Linked DNA regions of Homo sapiens: region 1 is linked to region 2. Evidence: chromatin loops called from intact Hi-C (ENCODE). Cell type or tissue: Caco-2. All regions are shown on one strand. Links, peaks and the distances in the headings refer to the core of each region. The heading gives the core; the rest is flanking DNA.

Region 1 (12,393 bases), core at 2,369-10,368, 66 kb before region 2:
AGGGTCTTTCCAGCCACCCCTGCCTTGAATCCTGTGCCCTGCAGAACATTCTCTGCATACTCCGTGCTTCGACCTTTTTTTTTTTTTTTTCCAAGACAGGGTCTCGCTCTGTTGCCCAGGCTGGAGTGCAATGGTGCGATCTCGGCTCACTGCAACCTCCGCCTCCTGGGTTCAAGTGATTCTCCTGCCTCAGCCTCCCCAGTAGCTGAGATTACAGGCATGTGCCACCACATCCAGCTAATGAGGTTTCACCATGTTGGCCAGGCTGGTCTCAAACTCCTGATCTCAAGTGATCCACTCACCTCGGCCTCCCAAAGTGCTGGGATGACAGGCGTGAGCCACCGCGCCCGGACTTCATGTCTTCTTGATGGAAATCAAGGCTGATTCAGTCAGACTGTGTCACATTATCTCTGGAAATATGACTGGACAGGGGGTCTGGGTGAGTCTCATTTGATTCTCTCTGGGTGCTCCGTTTCTCCTGAGGAGCTAGCTATTCCAGAATCTGGGGACCCAAGACACATGTTATCTGTGTCTTCCAAAGGAGAGACTTCCATAGGATAGATGTTTTTGGGGTCCATAAAGACGTTAGAGTGATAAAACGTGGTGTAACTGAGAGGTTCATTCTTGCAGAAGCTCCAATCTAGGTAGGGTGCAGTAGGAGGATAAGAGGAGCTGCACTCCAGTGGACTCCCCCATCTAAGGGTGCCTCCTACTGTGACAGTTACCAGCACGATGATTTCCGGCACCTCCGTAGTGCCCCAAGGACAAGGTTGTTAACAGTCGGTACCGGGATCTGACTCAATCCATGAAAGAACCAGTTGACTGACCAACACAGAAGTATGGAGTAGCTACCATGAGCCCAGCCTTGTGGGAGATGCAAGAGTTTATAAAGAAGTTCTGCTCTCAAAGAACTCACAGTCTAGCTGGGGACACAAAACCAACAGACGGGAAACAATTAGTGAGCAACGGAGCTTGAAAAAATATGCCAAAGTGACTATAAAGGCAGCAGCAGTTCAGAAAGGGGAGAGATGATATTTCAATGAAAGCATCTTCATGGAGGAGGTAGGGGAAGACCTGTGCCTTGAAGGATGGAAAAGGGCTTCAGAGAGGGAAGGGTGTTGCAGACGAGAGCAAACAGTAGGAGCAAAGCTGAAGAAGCAGGGCTAAGAATAAGGCAGGCGAGAGAGCCTGACTGATCTGTACGAGCCTGGGCAAGGTGTGGACACATAAATTATAATGGAGCAACCAGGCATGGTGGCTCACGCCTGTAATCCTAGCACTTTGGGAGGCCGAGGCAGGCGGATCACCTCAGGTCAGAAGTTTGAGACCAGCCTGGCCAACATGGTGAAACTCCGTCTCTACTAAAAATACAAAATTTAGCTTGGCGTGGTGCTGGGTGCCTGTTATCCCAGCTACTCAGGAGGCTGAGGCAGGAGAATGGCTTGAACCCAGGAGGCAGAGTTTGCGGTGAGCTGAGATGGTGCCACTGCACTCCAGCCTGGAGCACAGAACAAGACTCTGTCTCAAAAAAAAAAAAAAAAAAAAAAATAGAATGAAGCAAGATTTGGAGGCCCCAAGAGTTAGGGGTTTAAATTTGATGTGTATTGAATTCACAAACATTTATTGAGTATCTACTGTGTGTCAGGTACTGTGAAATTGTGCAGGACATTCACAGATGAACAAGTCACAGGGCAAGTTGGACACATCAATAGCTCATGGTAAGTGTTGCAGTGCAAGTAGCTGCCTAGGAGGCAAAGTGGGGCAACCAGCCAACCCAATTTAGGAAAGATTTAGGTGGGCTTCATGGAGGAGGTGATATTTATGTTAATCCTATAGAGCACTGGAAGTCGGCCAGGTGTAGAAGGGGCAGGAGCATGATCTAGGCACGTGTAAGGATGTTCACTGCAGTGTTGTTTATCCCAGTGAAGAATGAGAAACAATTTAAACATCCAGCAAAAGCAACAAGTTAAACAAATTTGGTCCACCCACATGAAACTTCAGGCAACCTTTAAAAAGAATAAAGAATTTCTGTATATTTTGATTTGGAAAGATCTTCAGAATATAGTGTTAAGAGAAAAAAATCACAAGATCCAGAAAAAATGTATTGTATGCTATCTTACATGTGAGAAAAAAAGAAATATACATTTTGTTGGTAAATGACTAGGCCATCTCCGGAAAGAGACATGAGACATGTGGATAATAGTTGTTTCCAGGTAGGAGAATGAAGAGGGGAGTACAGCTGAGGCTGTGACTCAATCTTGATGTGAAATGACTCCAAAAGGAGGTCTTGCTTAAAGCTTGAGTCTTAGAAGGTGCTGAGGGTTACCCAGGCAGATGGGCAAGGAAGAGGGTTCTGGACAGAGGGGACAGTCCAAATGAGCCCAAGGGTTTAGAGACCCTGATGGGGGCTGGAGAGCAGATAGACTTTGGATAGGTGGCTGATAGCAGGCAGAGGCTGGACCCTGAGATTGGTGTGCCAGATAAGGAGTTCACACTTTAGTCTAAAACCACTCCCTCTCTTCATCCATCAGCGTTGATGTGGACCTATGATGGCTTCAGAGACTATTAACTTGGCCAGGCTCAACTGCATTTCCTGGAATTATCTTTCCTGCATGTTTGCAGTTCAGATGGACCACAGGGAAGATTCTTGGAAGGTTCTTGCAAGATTCAGAAGGCAAGAGAGGCTGCAGCCGTGTTTTGCAGTTGACACACGTTGCTGCTGATCTGCTGACTCACCTCACTGGAGTGAAGCAGCCTGCCACAACACCCGCAACCTTCCCCGGCAACTTCTTGCTACTTTTCGACTCCCAGCCGCGTGTATGTGTTCAGCTCTGTGATGAAGGGCTAGGCTTCTGCAGGACAGCCTCACCACTGTGGTCAGAGGCAACAAGAATAGCCACGGGCTTCAGGCTGCCATCCTGGGGCTCTAGCTTGTGCTCGTGGGTTCTTGCTCTCCCTACTTGACATCTGCCTTTCCTCTCGACTGCCTATCCTGTGGACCTGACACCAGCATCAGACTTGACACGCAGCCTGACAAAGACTGCTTACCCGGTTCCCACAAATGCATAAGCCAATTCTCCATAACAAATCCCATAAAATAATTTACATGTATATAACTCCTATTTCCACTTTTCCAGTTGAACTCCGGCAGATTTACCCATCCTGTGCTAGGCACTGTTGAGGACTCTGAGGATACAATGATGAACAAAACCAGTGTAATTCCTGTCTTCCTCTCCCCCACCCCACCATTCACTTTCTAGGAGGAGGAATCAGAAAATAAACAACGAATAAACAATGCAATCCCAGAGAGTGATAAATGCCAGGAGAAAACCAAAAAGAGTGGCCTGCTCGGACCAGGGGTAGTCCAGGGATGCTTCTCAGAACAAATGGCATTTGAGCTGAGCCCTGAAGGGAAGGAGGGGACAGCTATGCAGGAGCACTCTGGACAAGACGCACTTCAGGGCGATGCTCCTAGGTGGCATGAGCCTGGAGTCTTCGAGGAACAGAAAGGAGCCAGGCGGACCGGAGGGCCTTGAGGAGGGAGAGTGCGCAGGGTAAGCTGGAACCCAAGGCTGGCTCCAACTTTGTTGGGCTTGGAAGACAAAGCAGGGAGTTCGGATTTTACTCTAAGAGCATCCTGGAGTTAAGGGATCTTTCAAAGCTGGCTGAGTGAAAGCCCACACACAACTTTGCCTTTGAAAAGTGGGGATAAAATGTGGTCTTGCTCTGTGTGTGTGTGTGTGCGTTGGGGTGGGGGGCGATTTGTGTCTTGGTTTTTGCCTCGGCGTGACTTACAGACCTTTCCATCCTGCATCGGTGCCGGGAGAGCCCAGCTCCCTGCTGCTGTCACCAGAATTCCATCTTTCCAAGGAAATCAGGCTTTCTCCTGCTAAGGAGTTCTGTCCAGGACTCTGATAAAAGCAGTATGTGAAGCTAAATAACTCGTGTGATTTTACACTTCATTTCCTTGGGATGCCATTAGGAACATCAAGCACTTCTGTCTTTATTTGACACGATTTCCTACCCTGTTCTGCCTTGGAACAGAAGAAAAATGAAAAGAGAGAAATGGTATTGGGAAGTTGCATTGGGAGTGGTAGGGCAGCTGTTTCAAGGCAGGGCTTTTGGAGTCCAGCAGAGGGAGAGGCTTCCGAAACAGGACAGATGGCAGCCACCTTCCTAAGGGGTCACTGGTCAGCCTCACGTTCTCTGGCTCCTGTTCCAAGCCTCAGCATTTCTGTCTAATTGATTTAGAAATAGTGTATTTATTGGACAGATGCCTAGAGATCATGTAGCCCAGAGAAGGGAAGCTGTTTGCCCAAGGTCACACAGCAGCTCAGTAGCATAGTTTGGCCTTGCAGCTAGCTCTTTCGACTGCCAGAGCAGCCTGGAGCACCCCTTAGAGAAGAGTTAGTGTCTTCCCCAGGTCCCCTATAAAGACCAGCACCTCCTGCATTTGGTTCTCTGGGACAATTGGTGTCTTTTCTCACTGTGGAGATGTGATCACTTAGATCTTCATTTAGTTCACAAGCAGGGGTGGAGCAGGGTGGGGTGCACAGGCTGGAGGGAACCAACGCAGGAAGCATATGACAGAGTAAAAACACAGCCCACCCGGCATGCCGTGCCATGTGCCCTCACTGCATTGGATGAATGGGTCAGTAGGTGGATGGTGGTCACACGTGAGTGCTGGCTTCACTCTCTTCTCTCCCATAATTTAAAGACCTGAAGTTTCACCTCCAGGAAGACTTCCTGGACTAGTGGAAGATCAATCTTTGGCCTGAACCGGTTGCCTAGGCAACTTCCACTGTTTCTGGACTCATGAGTCCTTCTAGTAAGGGTCCCAGGACTGAGCCTCAATGGCCTGAAGAGAGTCATGTGCCCACACCTGTGACTACTTAGTGGCTATCACCAGGGGTGTGAGGCTCATCTGGTCTAGCCTGGTCACCTGCTCACGACAGAGCTAGAGCTGGACCAGGCCCTCCAGATTTGTAGACTGAAGCAGCAAGGTGCTGTTCTGAGGAAAATCAGGGTGCTGTTACCAGAACACCCTGGCAAGCAAGAAAGAGCAGCGAGCCCTACAGACGGCAAACAAGGATTTCCTTATCTCCTGGTCGGAACCACTAAGAACCGTGGAACCATGTGTACTTAATTCATGTCTGTACTGTCCTCACGCGGAGTGAGGGCTTTGTAAATATTTGCTGAGTGAATGAAAGAATAAATGAATAGTAAATGAATGAATGAACCTCCCGAGTGATAAAGGCAGTCTTTACGGTGGGCACGAGGCAGGGACTACTGTGCGCAGGGAACGGCCGCGGGCTCCACACTTGCTGTGATTGGCCGGCGAGACAATCTCGGGTGCCCAGGCTGTTTGGACAGCACGCAGGCCCACAGCAGGCAGGATGGCACCCCTGCCAAGGGCACTTGGGCTTGAAGTTAGAGCAGGGAGGCTGGCGTGCTGGTGGCAGGGCTGAGGCTCAGGGTGCAGCTCAGTGTGAAATGAGGGCTGCTCTTCTCAGACCTGTCAGCCTTGGCCAGCGGCCCTCGTCCTAGGGAAACTTTGGAGGCAACAGATGGATCTGGAGTGACAGGAGAGAGCCCCTGGCCATGCTAATTTCCCTCACTCTGCGGAGGCTGAGCTGGCGCAGATCAGAATGGAGAACCGATAGGCATTTCTGCCGGGATAGGGGTGGTTGCAGAAGGCCCGTAGAACATCCGGGAGTGAGGATGGGGCAGCATCTCTATGTACCCTGGAGGCGGGCCTCAGCCTGGCTGGTGTCCCCTTGCTTTCCTTAGTCCAGCCCTCCAGGTCCCAACCAGCAGGGCTGGGCCAATGGCAATGGCAATGGAACTGAAGATTTTTGTTTTCAACGCAGGAAGCTCCAACAGGCAATCTTCAGCCTTGGGAAGGGGTGGGCAGAAGGGGCCACCCATGTCCGAAGGCGAAACAAGGCTGCTTTGGGATGCGTTTCCCATACGCAGGGAGCCGCTTTTTCACAGCTTTTGGGTCTTTTAAAATGAGAGGCACATGGAGGGTGGAAGAATTTGGTGGTCCCCAATGACCTACGAGGAAAGAAGCATTCCCAGGCTCTTGGCTCAGGCTGACGAAGCATCCAGTTTTTCAAGAACCGGCCTAACTGGGCTTCCCCTAGTGGGGAGGCAGGATGCCGCAGTTTCTTCTGTGCTCAACACCGAAAATGGTCTGTCTCACTCAGCTCTCTCTTTTACAGACAAAGAAGCCGTTTCAGAGAGCTCGGGTGACCTGAGGTCATGGAGAGGCAGAGCCAAGATGGAACTCAGGTCAATCTGGCTCAGTGCCCACCTCCTGGCCACTCAGTCATGTCGATTTGGGGGAAACCTACCAGCATCACCCATGATAATCTTAGTTAAGGCCACTCAGCTGAGAGCACCTTGTAACCAAGTCCTTGGGGACCTCACAGAGCTGCGAGGAATAGGAGCTGGACTCAACCATGGACAGATATTGACAGAGCAGCTACTATTGCCAGGCAGGGATCTGGCTGCTGGGGATGCCACTGGCAGCCAGACACAAGTTCCCTGCCCTGTGACAGACAGGAGACACACACCAAGGGTGATCAGGGAAGGCTTTCAGGAGGAGGTGACATTGATGCAGAGACCAGTAGTAAGCCATGAAGCTGTCGCAGGGAAGAGTGTCACAGGGAGTGGGAAGAGCAGGGAGGGGAGGGAAAGCCGTGAGGCTGGAGTGTGGCAGGCGCCAGAGGTGAAGAGCCTGCCAGGCCGTGAGGACTTCGGGTTTGTTGAGTGTAGTCAGGTACTGCTGTTTCCTGGAGTGTCTACATGTGGGCGTCTCAGGGGCTCCCTCTTCGTCTCTGAAATGCTTCAGGCCCCTGAAGGGCTACGGTTCCTGAAGGGAGCAGTTCCTCCAGGCCAGACACAGCCATTCAGGCCTTCCCAGCTACTGCTATGGAGGTTTGGGGTGGCCTTTCCTTTTAATGTCAGTCTGGTGAGCTCCCACCAACTGGGCCGTCTCATCCGTACATCCTGATGGTCACCTGTGCTTGATACCACTTGCGATGAAAGGATTCCAAAGCCCTTCTCCTGAAATTTCTACAGAACATCTCTCTGTAACACACGCACAGAGGGCAGCCAGGGAGATTTACCAGTGAGAACCCTGCTTCCTTCCCTCCCTCCCTTCCTTCCTTCCTCCCCCCCTTCCTTCCTTCCTTCCTTCTTCCCTCCCTCTCTCTGTGCTCCCTCCCTCCCTCCCTTCCTTCCTCCCTCCCTCCCTCTCCTCCTCCCTCCCTTCCCCCTCCCTCCCTTTCTCTCTCTCTTTTTCTTCCTTCCTTCCTTCTTCCCTCCCTCTCTCTGTGCTCCCTCTCTCCCTCCCTCCTTCCTTCCTTCATTTCTTTTTCCCTCCCTCCCTCCTTCCTTCCTCCCTCCCCTCCCTCTCTGCTTCCCTTCCTTCCCTCCCTCCTTTCCTTCCTTCCCTTCCTTCCTTCCCCCCTCCCTCCCTCCCTCTCTCTCTCTCTTCCTTCCTTCTTTCCCTTCCTGCCTCCTTTACTTCTTCCTTTTCCTCCTTCTTTCCTTCCTTTTCTCCCTCTCTTCTTCCCCTCCCTCCATCCTTTCTTTCTTCCCCTTTGATCTTTTTTGTCTCTCAGCAACAATGGACCTCCAGTCGGCCCTGCTTTTTTCCCAGGAATGTTTATGGCACTCTTTCCCACTTGTTTTTATTTCCAAACGTGTAACAGGCCACCCATCAAAGGATGGAATAGGGAAGAAAGTGAGAAGAGAGAGGTCGAGGGAGCAGTCATCGGGTAGCTGCTCCTGGCCTTTGAGTAAGCCGTTTGCCCACTCGATTTGTCAGTTTGTTTGGCCCTCGATGGGGAGGCATCCATCCTTGACCCTCGGAGAGTCCTGAGAGACAGGAGGAGAGGGGTTCTCCATGGCAGTGAGGGGTTCCCTAGCAGGGACCCTAGAGAGAAACGGCTCCAGACCAGGCTTTCCCGGCTCGGTGCTGCTGACAGTCGGGCTGGTCTGCTGTGGGGCCGTCCTGTGCACTGTAGGATGTCTAGTGACACCCCAACCTTAAACTGTGACAAACAAAATTGAACCCAGACTTGGCCAGGTGTTCCCTGGACACAAAATCACCACTGGCTGAGAACCACAGGTCTCCGTGTCCAGAGGCCCTGCAGGGTGCCCCATGGCCAGTGGCTGTGTGGACTTGGTGGCCCATAAGAGGCTCTCGGTGACGCGGGGCTGCAGCACATCACACGACATGGAGCAGATCCGCCAGCGAGGCCCCGACCCAGGAGAGACTCTGCCCCACAGCAGCAGGTGTGAGGCAGCCCCCCACTCCTGGGCCAGGAGCGTCATCGCCCAGAAGGCCCGTGTGGGTGTCCTGGAGTGGGTGTGGCCTCCTCTGATTACTCAGAAAGGCAGCAGAGGTGCAGAGAAGCCTCTGGGGCCTGCTGCTCTGTGTCCTGTGGCAGCATCAGCCCCTGCGGCGGAGGGAGAGATGCCGGGACAGGCAGTAGTGTGAGTGTTTCCAGCCATCAGGTTCTGTAGGGGAGCACGCAGTCCCAGGGGAGGCCCACTTGGGTCCCAGCGGACCGTTAAGAAAGCTCTCCTCTATGGCTGCCCGAACTGTGGTGGGTATGGCCTGACCTTGACTTCCTGTACACTTTCATTTTTCATTTTTTTTTCCTGGTTCTTGGCTCTGGAAAAAGTGGGAAAACATATACAGTGACCATACTGTTGACGTCTCAGTCAGAGAAGAGGAACGATTTCACAGTAGCTGGGGGAAAGCGCTGGATACCACGTGCACTCATAAATCACGCCCACGTTTATGCATCTGCGGATGTGGGGCCGCAGATATTTTTCCTTTCTGAAGAAGAGAATTTAAGCTCTAGAAACTCTGACAAGGCCCCAGTAAATGGGGGCTTTTCTCCTGCCTGCTAAGGGCAGCTTTCAGAAGAGACGTTTGTCAAATGGAACCCGAGTCACCTTTTCCTGCTCTGCTGGATGGGCAGGAGCCGGGCACACCAGGGCAGGAGTCTCCCCTCTGAAGACCTGACCCCTGGGGAAGGCAAGCAAGATTTTCTTGCAAAAAGTTCATGGAATTAGAGACAAGCAAGGTGTCTTCCTGGGGACGCTCGTGGTACCGTAGCAGCAAGGGCCGTGGCAGGCACAGCATAGGGACTTGACAGGCATCGAACGAGTGACTTCGTGTTCCCAAATTGGCAGGATGGTTGACTTCTGTGTGCGGAACATTTCCCATCGCCCATCTGGCAGCCACGTGCTTCTGCCCCGTCACTGTCACTCCCTCTCTGAGTCGAGCTCGCAGTCACTAGGCTGCGAAATGACTGCTGAATACACTATCGATCAAACAGCACATGTTTTGAACATCTATCATGTATATGCCACTGGGTTAAGACCTAGAAAGTATATGGGGCTTTGGGGAGGGGAAGGAGGTTCTTTTAGGAAGGAGGGCAAATGCATGGCACACCTAACCCCACCCTCCCCTCCCATGCTCCTAGCAGACACTGCTAAACCATCACCACATGTGGCGCTTCAGAATGCTGGTTGACAGAGAGCTCTGGGCTGCTCCTCCTTGGGAAGGGCTTTCTGTGATATGGCTCTGGGAGGTAAGGGGCCACCCACTTGACTAGCCAGATGTGCCACAGGGATCCTGGTGATCAATGGTGTAAAAGACATCACAGAGCAATCACCCACATGTCACCCTATTCTGCTATTCTGAGTATTAGAGACCTTTAGGAGGTCATTACAGCAGTGGCGGTGAGAGAATTAGAGGCCTTTGGGAAGACACCCACCCCTCATAATACAAAGAATCTTAAGAGGCAAAGTCACAGATGATGACGGCCAGTTGAGACCATGACAGTAGGCCCAGGCTTTCTGTGGTATGGCGGCTCACCTCCACAAAGGCAACCCTGAAAGACTTCCTGGAGGTGGTGATGTGCCATTGCGTTAGCAGTTTCCCCTCTCCTAGGTGAGACAGTGCCAAATTCCTACTCCTTACCGGAGCCTTCCAGACCTTACCGTTTTCCAGCCAAAGTGGCCTTGGGCGCATGCCTAGAACTGGCCAAGCCCTTCCCCACCTCAAGGACTCTGTTCTCTGGCTGCCTCGGCCAGGAATGGTCTTACCGTAGCTCATTTGATGGCTGGCTCCTTCCTGTCCTTCAAGTCCCCAAGTCCCTTCCTCAGAGAAGCCTTCCAGCCACACTCTCTCCTGTAAGTCTCTGTCCTGGTACCTTGTTCATTTCCTTCATATGTGTCTCTTCTACTAGGATGTGAGCCAGCCTGGCCTGCTCACCATGGTGGGCCTAATATCTAGTGTTAGGCGTATTTAGGTCCTCCACAAATATTTGTCCAAAGAATGAAGAATGAGTGCACCTGCAGTGGTCTCCACGGGAAGTACCGGCCACAAGGCCAGGGCTCTCAGGTCACTATAGAGCAGTACTTTGCGTTAAAAGTATTTTACCGAATCCTGGTTGCTGCTCTGAAGTTGCCCATAACTCTTCCCCTGTGGAAAGCCGCACAGCAACTTGTGTCCCCGGCATGAGCTCATCGGTCCTCTGCGAAGTTACTTCTGCATCTCCCCCGACCCCAATCAGTGGGGGCTCCGCTTTCCCTAGGTAAGCACGGGAGGCAAGGACTGGTGTGGCCAACCCACTGGCTGGTGGCTAGAAAATCATCCACAAATCATGTATCCTTGACATGGAAAAACATACACATCAATGTATTCACTTGGCCCAGGCCCAGTTCTAGAAACCAGAAGTCTGAAATCAAGGTGTGACCACGTTCCCTCCAAAAGCTCTAGGTGAGGATCCTTCTGGCCTTTTCTGGATGGTGCTGGTTCCTGGTATTCCCTGGCTTCTGGCCGCATCACTCCCATCGCTGCTTTGTCCTCACATGGCCCTCTTCCCTATGTGTCTTCTGTCCTCCTCTGTTCTCAGAAGGACACCATCATTGCATTTAGGGCCTACCCTAAAACCAGGATGATTGCGCCTCAAGATCCTTTACTAATGACATCGGCAAAGAACTTATTTCCAAATAAGCTCACTCTGAGGTTCCAGTGGACATGGAATTTGGAGGGACTCCCAGGGTCATCAGGGCGTTGGCTGGCTATGGGCAGATGTCCCTGGGTACCCAGGACTTCCCGCAGGCCCAGAGGACCCCAGAAGAGAGGCCAGCATGGGCAGCCAGACTGCTGCTGTTCAAGTCCTCCTGGTGGTCCTCACGCCTCCAGCCCTGCTCCTCCTTGGCATGGAGCTCCTTCTCAGTGGGGTCTACTTGCGCCCCCTCACTTTCCGGAATAGCTTTAGAGAGGCCACACATTGCATTTCTTTTCTTTTGGGGCCCGGTGAAGATAAGGTCACCTTGGATTCTATCGTCTCCATCACCATCATCAATTTTCGCTTTGTATTTTGCTGTGTATGTGTGTTTTAAAAATTTGTTTTGTTTCTTAAAGTCTCACTAGGGCCAGAGAGTGTCTTTAGGGCCTTGTAACATTTGCTGCAGGCTGACAGAGGATCCATTGTCCACGGGGCTGGGGTCTTCTGGGGAGATGTAGGTCTCCTTTCTCCTGGGGCCTGGGGCTGGTCTCAGCTGCCCTCAAACCAGGCTTTGCTGGGAAGTGGGCTGCAGAGTGGACTCAAAGAGAGTCATAAACCCCAGGCGGGAATGCAGCATGGGTCAGAATGCTTGGGTTAGAATGGAACAATTGACAGCCTGGGAGATCAGCCTTCTCCTCTCATTCCAGGCCTGACTGTCACAGGCCTCAGATGCAGGGACTGTGAGGAGCTCAGCCTGGAGGGTACGCAAGACCAGGCCTCCTTTTCTTCCTGTTAGGGTCAGTGAGCAGGGACAAGTAAACCAAGGCTCTGCCCTCATGGAGCCCCCCATCCATGAGGCCAAAAACATGCTAACAGGAAGCCCTGATACAGGGTGAGGAGGACTGGGGACAAGGGGAGTGGAGGGAGTGGAGAGACCCTGAGCTGGGGTCCAGGGGGCCAGGAGGAAGGCTTCAGAAGGTCCTGGCTTTTCTTGCTCTCCTTTGCCCTGCCCACCCCCACCTCCCTGGTCCAATCCAGGTCATCTGGGCCACTGTGAAGGCCCCCCACTGGACTTCTGGGTTCCCTCCTGTACCCCTAAACATTCTCCACACAGGAACCAGAGGGAGCTTTTATAAAGAAGGTGGAGGCTGATGTGGATGAAGTTATATCAGATCGTCTGACTTGACGTGACCACAGCAAAGTTTCCATCTCTGTATCTCCCTAAATCCACCCAGCTCTCCGACCTCAACCTTCTGTACTGTCTCACCTTATTCCTTAGCCAGTGAGAGGAGTAGCTGGGACACGAGTGAGTTCCAGCCATGATGGGTACGGTTTGCTCTGAGCTCCC
Region 2 (12,393 bases), core at 2,652-10,651:
AGGGTGCTGGGCACAAGTGGCAGGTTTAGCTCAGCCGGCAACCCCGGCGGTGCCCTTGTCTACCACCCCCCGCCTCCGAGCCCTGGAGAGCGAGTCCAGCTCGGTCCCTTACACTCGTTTGTCGTATCGCTCCTACTGACCGGAGGCGCCAAACCAGCCCAAGAGTGATGTCCCCCGCACAGACAAATTTCATTTGTCTTGCTTGCAAATTGTTTTCATTTCAGAAGTTTGACTTTACTGCTAAAATTTAAAATCAGGAGAGAGCTCAGAAAAACCCCCAATTTCCAGCTTTTGCCTAAAAAATGGGAGGATCTGTCCATTCTGGGCCTCTTTCTCTCCTGGCATGAGCAATCTAGTTTGCCACACTCCCCACCCTTCCCTTATCTCACACACCTGTCTGGCGCCCCTCATTTATATTAACTACTTGCCTGGCCCCTTTAGGTCCCTGAGTTTGCAGCCCCTACACCAGATGCTGGAAACTCCACGGGAGCTGACCTGTGCTGGGTACGACCCATGGCTACTCACATCCACGTCCACACTTCTCTACTTTCTCTGGGCCCCAGGAGGCCACTCCGTACGGACCATTAGCAGGTCCCTGTGCCTTCTGGCCAGAAGAGGCACCTGCGGGAGACCTGGGGGGATTTACTTTCCTGGCTGTCTTCTGGCCGGGTGGCACTGGCTCCGGGTTGCTTTGCTAAAGGCCGCAGCCCCTCCAAGCGCTCCTGCCATGGAGCCACCCTCCCAGGGCTCTGGCCATGGCTCCACCCCTGCCTTATGTCCCTGGAGTGGGAACTGCTCCCCCCGTGATCAGTCCTCCTGGACTGCACCAACCCTTCATTGCTTTTTCTAAGCCCTGCCCACATCTGCACACCTTTAATCAAATCTCCTCAAACAACACCACTCCTCCCTGGCCTCTGATCCCAGCCCACCAGCCTGGGATGGGGTACACATAAAGTTGGGCATGTGGGCAGTGCCCACATGGGGCGGAATGAAGGGATGGACTGCTGCAACCGTGCTGTCTGGGTTTCTCCTAAGACTGTGTCCTCAATCAAGAAGCTAGTCACCTATAAACCTGAGCCCTCACCAACAATCCCCCCACCACCTCATCAGACTCAGGGCGGGGTCCTTAGAAATGTCTCCCATCCAAGAAATTGCATCCTTCCTTTCCCCAAATTCGCTGGACCACTTTAAATGCACGTCTCATCTGCTCTGAGAGTGCATAAACAAAGCCCGTTTTCAATCATGTCGGGGACATGGTGCCAGCCCTCATTACCAGGTCTCCAGGAGGGAATTACAGCTGGCATTAGTGTTTCAGCACAGTCACAGAAAGCCCGTGGCAGGTGCAGTCAACATCGTGGCCTGCCTTGTGCGGCCTTTGCTAGCTAACAAGCTGAGCTATCACAGAGGCAGTGAGGCCCGGCCACCTGGCCTGGATGAACAATTTCCTACACCTTTGAGGACAGAAATAGATAAAAGAGCACCCCCCTTCCCCTGCAGCCCCCTGGGTGTCAGGTGTCCGCAGAGCCTTGTTCCCCAGCCAGTGCTGTGTCCTCCCAGAGGCCGAGCAGCCTTTAACCAAGTCATGGTGGTGATAAACCTCGGCGTGTCCAGTGCCTATTGCATAGGGTTCGGTGCTGAGTTGTCTCCATTTTACAGAAGGACTGAGGCTGGAGTCCACACGGCTCACTCCGAATTACAGAGCTAGCCGGAGGAAGAGTAGTGGTTGAGACTCCCCAGCCCGCAACTGTGACCCACGCTGGCCATGATTCCCTTGACCCCTGAGGGAACCAGCCCAGAACTGCCTGGCAGGGCCTCTGGGAGCTTGGAGCTCTTCTTAGAGACCCTGCCTGTCCCACTGATGCTGACGAAGAGGCCAGACTGTAAGGCGGTGAGGCGTGAAGCTCAATACCCATCCATGGGTCACACAAGCCATCTGCAGATATCTGCTTCCATGAGGCTCCTTGGATGGCCTTGGGGAGTTGATGGAGGTAGAGACGAGGGCAGCCTGGCATGGGGGGAGATGAAATTCCGACACTAAATAACCCAAGCGGAGCAGCTGCTCCATTTCTGCAGGAGCAGGATGTGAAATGAAGCATGAGCTTGGGGACGGCTCCTCCAAGGCGCCTTGTGAAGGACATTAACCACGCTGGAGCCCGTGCACTCGTCCCTACACTGCACACTATTGAGCACATACTAAATGCTAGCCTGTGCTAGGTGCTGGGACTAGAGACAAGCAGACAGAGGCCCTGCCCTCAGAAAGCTCTCAGTTGAGCGAGGGAGCACGGACAATAAAGCTAAGGTCCTGTCCATGCCAGGGCGACCTGTGCATGATAAAGGTTGTGACGGCAGAACCTGGTGTTCCAAGCTCCAGAAGGAGACTTAGTCCAAGATGCACATCCCAAACAGCAAACACGCCTTAGAGAAAGCAAAGGGAATGCCACTCTTTCACTTGCATCTTTTGATAGACAACAGTAAAAGCAGCATCGAAGGGAGCCCAATTCACAACACAGAAAAACATTTCTTATACCCTATTTTCTCCTCTCCCCCAACTCTGCCATCCCGCATTTCCCTGAGACTCTTATTTGCTTAACCTCCATCCCCAAAACTCACTCTTGCCCCAGCACTCCACAGCTCTTTCTTTTTCCTCTTTACTTTCTCTCCTAGCCCCCTTTTTTTTTTTTTTTTTTTGAGATGGAGTCTCACTCTGTCACCCAGGCTGGAGTGCAGTGGCATGATCTCGGCTCCCTGCAACCTCTGCCTCCCTAGTTCCAGCGATTCTCCTGCCCCAGCCTCCTGAGTAGCTGGGACTATAGGCGCACGCCACCACCTCCAGCTAATTTTTGTATTTTTTAGTAGAGATGGGATTTCACCATATTGGCCAGGCTGGTCTTGAACTCCTGACCTCATGATCCACCCACCTCAGCCTCCCAAAGAGCTGGGATTACAGGCGTGAGCCACCGGACCCAGCCTTCTCCTAGTTCTTTTAAATGTAGGTTTGCAGGCTCTCCCCAAGGAAAGGAAGGGGCATTTCTCTCCTCCTTGCCCCTTTCTCAGCTCATGCTGTGAACCTTGGCTTGTAGGAGGTAGCCATGCAGCTCAGTTTACCTGGCCAGTCCTGACATGCACCTGGTGCCCTGAAAAAATGTTTAATAGCTCCTCCTCTCACTCCCCAAAATGGCCCCGTTTGATCAATAAATTATATAGTCCCTCTATCAGTATATCACCTCCTGGTGAGGCGCATCACCTCCTCCAAGCCCTCTCCATATATGTCTCCTGATATCATCCTCTTTCAAGACAGCCTACACTTCCTCCCTCGTGGGGCTTCTTACTTTGAAATTTATTGTTTTGTTTGAGGTCAGGAAATCTGTTTCCTTTTCCACCTACACTGGGACCCATACAGTGCTTGGGACATTGTAACCACTAAATACATATTAGTGGGTGGATGGATGGATGGATGGATGGATGGATGGATGGATGGAGAGATAGATGGAGGAAGGGAATGAGGGAGGGAGGGAAAGATAAGTGGCAGGATGGTGGGTGGTGAGATGGATGTTTGGTGGGAGAAATGGTAGAAGGGATAGATAAATGAATGGGTTTTAGGGAAACCAGTCAGGAAGCTAGTGCAGTCATCTAAGGAAGATAAGGTGGTGACCTGGGAGGAGTTGAAGATGGAGATAAGTGGGTGATTTTGACATGTCTTCTGGAGATGGACTCAAATGGACTTGGCCATGCTCGGTGAAGAATAGACATGAACTCAGGCTTCCTGCTTGGATCCTGACCACAGCCTTCACTCCCCAAGCACCTTACCTGACAGGCAAAATCCCTACTGTTGCTGTTTCTTGAGGTAGCAGCTTACTGTCATGAAAATAGTTTCAGAGGCGAACTGGAATGAGTGACCCACACCAGTTCCAGGAAGCAGGGCCTGTGGGCTGGAAGAGGCAGGCCTCCAGAGCAGCCTCCACCGGCCTTGCAGGTGCCTCTCAATCACTCCTCCTTAAAGGCACAAGAACCCTTGCTGGTTAATAAAGAGTCCTTAAAACCCTCCAAAGGTGGAACACCACTCCCACGACACAACATCAAAAGTTAAATGGAAAATCTGGGATTCCATCTATCAGCACAGAGCTCAAGCACCTTCTGTTCGGAGTGAAGTGAGCGGCCACTCTGAGCTTCAGTTTGCTTCTGTGTAATACAGAGATCATAGCAGTACCTGTCTCCCAAACCAGTTGGAAGATAATGTGAGAACACGGTCACATAAGGCTCCAAGCAGTGCCTCCCTGACCCATGCGGCGACTGCTGTTTGTGCTGGGGCTTTATACACATATATAAGGACATATTTATTTTATCCCCATAACCAGCCTCCAGGTCGGTCTTTCTCTTTCCGGTTTGCTGATGAGGAAACTTATACTTGGAGCACCCCCAGCCTCCCTCCAGTTTTGTGCAGACAGCGGAAGTGGTCACTGCAGGCTCCACATGGATGGGCCAGGTTGCTGTGCCCGGCCTGGACAGAATCCGATGTGTTTCATTTTCTGAGTTGATCCAGGACAGGAGCCAGTACACTTTTCCTGCGAAAGACCAAACAGTAAACATTTTTGGCTTTGTAGGCCGTTGGGTCTCCGTGGTAACTATCAAACCCTGCCCTTGTCCCACAGAAGCAGCCATAAGCAAGACATCCACAAATGAGCGTGGCTGCATTCCAATAAAACTTTATTTACAAAAACAAGCCCAGGCCAACCCCTGCTCTAGCACAGAGAATAAAAATTCTTTAGGTGTACATTTTGCTTCAGATATCAGTTGTCGGGTTTGTACACGTCCAAGGGTTAGAATTGGGCAGTGAAAGCAGCCCATGTCCCAGTGTTTTCTGTGAGAAGGCATGTAGCGAATTCCTCCCTGACAGTTCTCCTGGGGAGGATGCTGAAGTGGGTTTTCTGGTTGAATGTTAAGCTCTCCAAATTGCTATGTCCGTGGAGATATTTTCTTCCTTCCCTCTCTCAGCATCTTTTAGGAAGCACAAACCACTCTTTCTTTGTTGGTGGGCGGTAAAGGCAGCAGGCCAGGGGATTGAGAGACAGGTCACCTCCCAGAATTACTCAGTGGCCACCATCTTAGAACCACTTTCTCCTGGGAATACATGCATGATGTGAATAAACGTGATTTTCAGTAGGAAGAAAGTTCAAATGTGTTCTCTAAAGGGGCATGTTACTTCTGGATGCCAACTTGCTTCTTAGAAATGTTTTTTCCGGCTGGGCATGGTGGCTCACGCCTCTAAATTCCAGCACTTTGGGAGGCCAAGGCAAGTGGATCGCCTGAGATCAGGAGTTCAAGACCAGCCTGGCCAACATGGTGAAACCCCGTCTCTACTAAAAATGCAAAAATTAGCCAGCTGTGGTGGTGGGTGCCTGTAATCCCAGCTACTCAAGAGGCTGAGACAGGAGAATCACTTGAACCCAGGAGGTGGAGGTTGCAGTGAGCCAAGATTGTGCCACCACACTCCAGCCTGAGTGACAGAGCTAGACTCCATCTAAAAAAAAAAAAAAAAAAAAAAAATGTTTTTTCCAGAAGGCGGGGCTAGGGGGTGGTGAGGCTACGAGTAAACCTTAGGTCTTCTGTCTTCTTTCCATTGAGCTAGTGGCTTCCAATGCCATCATGCGTAGGTAGCAGGAAGGAATGGGGTGGAGGAGGGGAGCTGAAAACGGATTTTTTGGAACTCTGGGCACATTTAGAACAGAATTGTAACTGTATAATGTTATGGTATCATTTAACTGACATGTCTACTTTGGAATGTTTATAACTACCGTAAATCAAGAGGCCACCAAGCCAGGGCAGCGGCCACACGTAGACATTCCAAGGAAAACGTATAAAATAAATAAAATAATCACACAGTATCAACATTCCATTCCTGGCTAGAAAACGGAAAATGTAACTGCCCCTGCAAAAATGCAAGCGCCCAGAGATGAATGTGCTCGGAGCCGAGGCAGCTGGGGCCTCCTCACGAGTGCTCAATAAAGATGTCAAGTGGGAAAAGGTTAGGAAGTCAGTAAGAACAAAATGTTTGACCCAGTCGAGCAGTACTGGCCCTGCTACCTTGGTTTGCGAGACCCTAACATCGGCATTCCTCCTTATGGTCTATGGGCGACTGTGATTTTCTGCGTTGCGGGGGCATAGTCCAAACAGTTTTTGTGACTTCCCTCTTTATGACTTCTGTCCAACTTACATTATCTAAAGAAAAATAAAGATTTGTTATCCCCAAGGCATAAAATTCTACAGATTTACAAACTGTTGGATTTCTGACCTTAGTGATTGTTTTTGGGCTTAAACTACTTTTCTTTCTTGACCAGTGGCTTGTAAAGCACACATCAAAATGAATTCTGGCTAGATAAACATCTGGTCATTAAAACTGTGCAGGTCTTTGGTTTGAAGGCAGCCGCTGTAGCATTCTTAGGACACCTGGTACTTCTCTTCACTCCAGACTCTGGGTGCATGACAGCAGAGGCCCAGCCATGAATCCTAAAACTGTAGGGTTTCTTTTTGTTTTTTTAAGTGGTAGCAAAACTCTTTTGAGCCGTCTTTCTTGTCTTAGAGCCTTTGAGGTATGTACAAGCTTGGGTAATAAAAACTACCAAAAGTTAAAAATTAATAACCACAGGGACTCCTCACATCTTGGAGGACTTTGAAGCAGTCTTTCTCCCAGGAGAGGATCTTTGCTTTCTGACAGCACTGGAAGAAAATGACCCAGTCGTTTCCCCTAAAATTAAGAAGACTGTTCTGAGGTATTTTGTAGACATTCCGCTTTTGTCTTTTTGAGTTTAATGTTTCTTTGTTCATCGAATGAGGAAAATGGACAAACTGTGGATTCTTCAGAGCTTGGATTTGGGGTAGGGAAATGCATTTTTTTCCTCTGATGGCCTGAGAAAGGTTTAGAAAGTTTAAAGGTACTAAAGCCCCCAAACCCACAGAAAAAAGAATTTCCAAGGAGGGCGGTAAGAGTCGCAGAGACAGGGCACACCCCAACCATTTCAGCCTATAGGTGAGCTGAGCTTCCTTCCCCCTGGACCTTAATTTGAGAAGAAAAAAAAGAAAAAATCTTCAATCTCATGATCTAGAATTCATATTTTTAGCCCAGGACAGAAATGCAAAGGATAAGTGCGGCTATTCGACCAAGTCTCCCTTCTTTCTTGGTGCTTTTCAAACCACGTTGGTTCTGAGAGTTCTTTCCACATCTCTGTGGGCTTGGGTTGTAAATGCCTGGCTCCTGGGACTGTCAGTGGCTGGTGGGGGGTGGGGGAGGGGGGCTGGGGTCTGACTGATGACCCCTACCTTTGGAGCTTCTCAAATGAGGGTTCCATCCACGATCAGCAGACGGCAGTGCTCTCTCCCCTCTGGCCCTCCCCTGAACGCTTTGCTCCCTGTCCATGAATGGGAAAGAAAGTATGCCTGCCAAGTACTCCATTTCCAAACAGAACAGGCAGAGATATCGCTTGCAGAATTCCAGATGTTGGTATTTGTATTATTGGATCACAATTACATTTCACAAAAATTACTGCAAAGAAAAAAGAAATGACTGCTCCCTAGAAGTGAGATTTATTGTCCGTTTCTGTCCTTTGTCTGCCTCCTCGCATGGCCTCATCTCTCACTGGGCCTCTGGTGATTTATTATTTCGGGGACCCCAGAGGGGACACAGTACTGCCTTTCTGTAAAGGTCACGTGGTGAAAGCCAGCTTTATCCGGGTCAGAAATTGCCCTCAGACACCAAGGGGAAACCCTGGATGAAGTTAATCAACATCCACCCCATGGCAGGTCGGTGAGCCCACGCTGGGCGGGAGAGGATTGACCTCGTGGTGGTCGGACCTTTGCACCACCCGCTCCTCTCCAGATGAAGACATTGATGTTTTCATATCATTTGTGGTTCTGATCTGATCTCCCCTCCCAGAAGAAATCCTAAAAAATTAATGCTGTATGGAATGATGCTTTCAAAAAAAGTCATTTCGCTTAGGCCTTTGTTTTTCTCCCATAGATGAGGGGAGGGGGGACCTCACATTTCTCCATAGCCAGCCCCTGATCTGCAAGCTGAGGTCCCAGGGGTGCCCAAGTGGGAGTTCAGGGCCTGTTTAGCATGACCACCACGCGGACAAAAAGGTAAAGGGAGCCAAATGGCAACTCGACCTTGCCCCATTCTTCCGGTTACGAGGCACCCGCAGGGGTTGTCCGAGGTGACACTTCTAAGCTTTGGCAGCCTTGAAACCCACTGCCATACCAGCCACATCTGCGAGGCGACTACATGACCTTGGAGGAGGGAGGGAGTTTCACCCACACTGTGCTGGCCAGGACCCACGTGCACACACTTCACGTTAACCAGCCCACGGCACTACAGGGAGCATCTGCAGGAAGACTTTGTTCCGAGTCAGAGGGCCCCCAACCCCCCCAAACTTCCCTTTTTCTCCAGTTAAAGGGACACAACCAGGTAGGTAGAGCTGCCCAGGAAAAGCCTCTTACGCAATGACACGAGGGAAGTGGTGTGAGCAGTAGAGGGTTCTTGCAAATCGTCCTTAATTCCATTAATAAATGCCTACAAACCCCAAACGCAGCGTTGCCCCTTCCTTGGCTTAGGAAAAAGAGTTAAGAAAGATCATCAGCAGAAATGTGCTGGCCTATGTGGGTCTGGGTCTGGGACTGGGTACCCAGGGCCGGGGCTGGCAGCCTTTCATGGAACTAAGCTGGAGGCCCCAACTCCCGGGCACTCCGGATGGAGCTCTCCTGCGGCTCCCAGCACCCCGACGGCATGGGCAGAGGAACACGCCGGGATCGGTACAATTATGGTGACTGACTGTCTGCAGCTCGATATTAATCTTTCAAAAAGGCTCTGCTTTGTAGGGAAGGTATTAGGTGGCTCCAACAACTTCTTAAAAACGTTCCTCTTTCTTTACAGAATGTCAAGTGAGATTTCAAGGGGGAATACTTCATAACCCAGGTATGTTTTCCTTAGGGCAATAAACCGCCATTGAATTTACACGCCTGCCCCCCAGACCTCTGGATTTCTAGCCAAAACCTTCATCTGTTTTTCAGAGAAAAAAAAAAAAGGTTGGGGGAGGTGTTTTCTTCAAATGCACGGAAGGCCTCTCCTGGGTGGCAGAAGGAAAGTTAGGCAAACTTTATAAATCTAGCGGGAGAGCTGTTTTTGGCAGTGCTGGAAAGTGGAGTGGGGTTTTTCTGTCGGCCTCACTTAAAACATCACCAAGCGGGCCCCCCGACGGCCCCGGTGTGCGGAGGGGTGGGTGGGCGCCCATGTGTGGAGGAGGCAGGCTGGCTGTGGCTCTGGACAGCCACCATCCTGTCTCAGCCCCCACAAGGAGGGTAGAGTGGGAGAGGGTGGGACTGCATGAGGAGGGAATGCTGGAGTTAAGTAAGGAGCAACAGCTGCAGTCCCGGGGAACAAAACGAGGCAGGACCCAATGGATTTCTCATCAACTGTGTGGGAGTCATTGGCAAAGGGAGGTGTCCGCACACCCCCAGCTCGACCCCCTCCTGCAGCAGCACCAGCAGGGAGACCCCACAAGTGCGGCAAGCTCGGTGCAGAGATGACCCCCATCCATGGCCGGTGGCCAGGAGGGTGGCAGGTGAGGGCTCTCTGGGGGAGGAACGGGTATCTTGGGAGACCACAGCTGTGCAGCTGGGAGGAACAGCCAGGGGCCGGCGCCTGCTTTCTGCTGAGCGGTGGGACTCGCCCAAGGTCACAAAGTGAGTTAGGAAGAAATAATCAGCTCCTGGCTCTGTCCCTAACAAGCAGAATCCTATAAAAAAGAAGAAAATGACTCTGGGGATTTGAACAAAGAAGCCAGGCTATAAATCCACTCTCCATACAGCTGCCGGTTGATCTTCCTAAAATGCAAATCGGATGCAGGCCCACGGCCCCGAGATGCCCTTCAGAGGCATCCCAGGACCCTCGGGAGAAAGACCCGAATCCTTATCCATGGGCACAGGGCCAGATGGTTCTTGGCCCCAGACATCTGGACCCACTGCCAACTCCCCTATGTCTATACCCCAGGCATGAGGCCCCCTTGGAGTTCTCTGTTTTTGTCTGTCTCTGTCTCTCTCTCTCTCCCTGTTTCTCTCAGCCAGAAACTCATTTATTTATGCAAAAAAGATTTCTCAAGCCTGGCCTTGATACCTGGCCTCATGCTGAACACCCAGGATACGATGGTGCACACATAGTCCCTGTCCTCATGGGGCTTCCAGTGATGTGAGGGAGGACATTCACCAAATAATCACATAGATATTTTCAATGTAAATGTATGGGCCAGCGCAGAAAGGTGCAGGGGACCTGAAGGGCATGTAAGAAGAGGCCCTTCTTTAGAGAGGGGTGGGGGAGATCTCTGGGAGCCGCAGGGTGGCTACAGGGGGCAGGAGGCACAGGTGAGTCCGAGCCTGGAGGCTGAGAGGAAGGAGGCCCCTGTCCAAGGGGAACAGTGCAGAGCAAGGAACGATGTCTCCCAGTATCCAGGCTCCCGGCCTTCCCCGCCATGGATGCCACCCACTGCCCTACCCGACATTCGCCTTCCTGACGGCCCTAAGGCTCAAGTCTAGGCTGGGGCTGTGAGTCATGACGGACCACGACAGGTCACAGGCACCGAGCCCTTCGAGGGCAGCTGCCCCTCTTCCCTGTCCCCTTCATTCCCACCACAACCCGTGAGGCAGGTGCTGGGAAACCGAGGACAGGAGAAGCTCAGAAACGTGCCCAAAGTTACAAATCTAGTAAATGGCAGAGCTGGGATTTGAACTGGAGGGTGTGGGGCTTCTGAGGCTTCTTTCCCCACCCTCTCCTGCCTTTCATCCCTGCACCCCAGCACCTGTGCTCTGGCCAGCCCACAACACTGGAGACAATGAGAGGAAGCAAATGAATGAATGAGCCACTGAGGAAATACAGTTGGCTCACACTTCTCTGGGTGATGGCTGGGCCTCTGTTCATAGGGCCCGTGGTGTCCCCAGGCTGAGAGGTGGAGACGGAGTCTCCTGGAGGGGCAGGAAGGAAGTGGATGCCATCAAAGCCGTAGAAGAAACAGTGTCTTAGCTAATTGCCTGGCCTCCTGAGAAGTCGCACAGCCACGACCAGCCCAGAGGTTGAGCTCCGCATTGAAGAAGAAATGTTGATCAGCTCTTAGGGATATGAAAGGATGCCCTGAAACCCACTGACAGGCTCAACAGAGGCATGGGCTGGTATTGATCTGGACGAAATCTATTGTTTTGGAGGAGGGCATAGTTAGAGGAAAGACAATGTGTTAAGACTGTAAATTCGGGGGTGAGGAATAGACGAATAGGAAGAGAAATTGGCAGAGAATGGAGAATACACATCCTCACCCGTCAACAGCAAGGCGAGCCAGGACCCAGCCAGGTTTGACCAAATGAGCCAGGCGCTAAAAGGCCCCATGCCCAGGTGCATGGGGGCTCAGTGCTGCCAGAACGCAAATAGCCACAGGCAGATGGAGGCCCCACAATTAGAGGCAGTACCCTCTGAGGTCCATCCAGCCTCCCCTGCAGGATGGAATGAGGCCAGGTACAGGAACAGGGGCAGCTTCATGGGCACGTGGCTATGCAGCCACACAGGGCCCCATGCTGAGCAGGGGCCCACACTTGGTTTAATATTTTTTGAGGGAGCAACCTTGCATTTTTATTTTTCTCTAAGCCCTGCAAGTTCTGTAGCCGGTCCTGCTCGGGAGGGAAAGGCAGTGGACAAGGAGGACGTCTCCAGGGATGGATGACAATGATGTGCTCAGGCATACGTGGGTTCTGCCACTGCTTTATGCCTTCCCGCTGCAGCCATGGGACGAAGATTCACTGGGTGTGTGTGATTTCACATTGCCTCGCCAACTCACCACGAAGGGGGTGCACCTGGGAGACAGTGAGGCACATCTGCCCATAGTTTGGGTCACCTGTCTAAACTTAATACTAACTGTGGCCACTTAATCCCAGTGAGGAAGGCTGAGACCCCTCAAAGGTAAGCAGAGAGGCAGAAAAGAGCACGGGGCTTCAGAGGACCCCTTATCGCCTGGGAAAGGCAGAACACCCCTGGACAGCACCAGGAAAGCTGGAAAGTCCATCCTTTGTCCACTGCCTGAGCTTGGAGCCCTACCCTGCCCCTCCTGCAAAGGAAGGTAGCTGAGACCTCACGGCGAATGGCCACTAGTCGGCACAGCCTTCATTGCATGAGCTGCTTGCGTCCCAAGATCACTGGCATGAGTTCCCTAGCCAGGGCACCTGGGCATGGTGCCTTCCAGTGCCCACTCACATGATCAAACCCAATGCTTGCCCTGGCATTCAAGGCCCTGCATAACCTAGCACCACATTCATCTTCCAGCTAGCGCTCTCCCCTTGTCCCCCAGGTCACCACTGGGCTGGTCCCCT

The links. Peaks named below come from ENCODE experiments on the same cell type or tissue, not always from the same donor. Only the 100,000 strongest peaks of a DNase experiment are listed, where the experiment ranks them.
Region 1: it touches region 2 in a loop (2.6-fold over the local background); 5 of 110 quality-filtered maps call a loop at or near these places.

Annotation. Positions count from the first base shown.
Region 1 is chr20:58,631,030-58,643,422 of GRCh38, reverse strand. LINC01711 (long intergenic non-protein coding RNA 1711) reads right to left here and starts at 8,651. Exons shown (of 1, transcript NR_125359.1): 1 at 7,685-8,651. LOC107985410 (a long non-coding RNA gene) reads left to right here. Exons shown (of 3, transcript XR_005647058.2): 2 at 1,646-1,718; 3 at 2,532-3,300. RefSeq lists enhancers at 4,889-5,524, 8,428-8,497, 8,518-8,647. In Caco-2, for the core only: a CTCF peak has its summit at 6,134 (motif pointing left); DNase peaks (open chromatin) are centred at 3,502, 5,842, 6,752, 7,902 and 1 weaker place; H3K27me3 peaks cover 173 bases.
Region 2 is chr20:58,565,745-58,578,137 of GRCh38, reverse strand. The region is part of intron 6 of APCDD1L-DT (APCDD1L divergent transcript); the gene reads right to left. Among named protein-coding and RNA genes, the nearest start is that of APCDD1L, 57 kb to the right of the region's middle. In Caco-2, for the core only: no CTCF peak of the experiment used is centred there; DNase peaks (open chromatin) are centred at 6,037 and 6,457; H3K4me3 peaks cover 523 bases.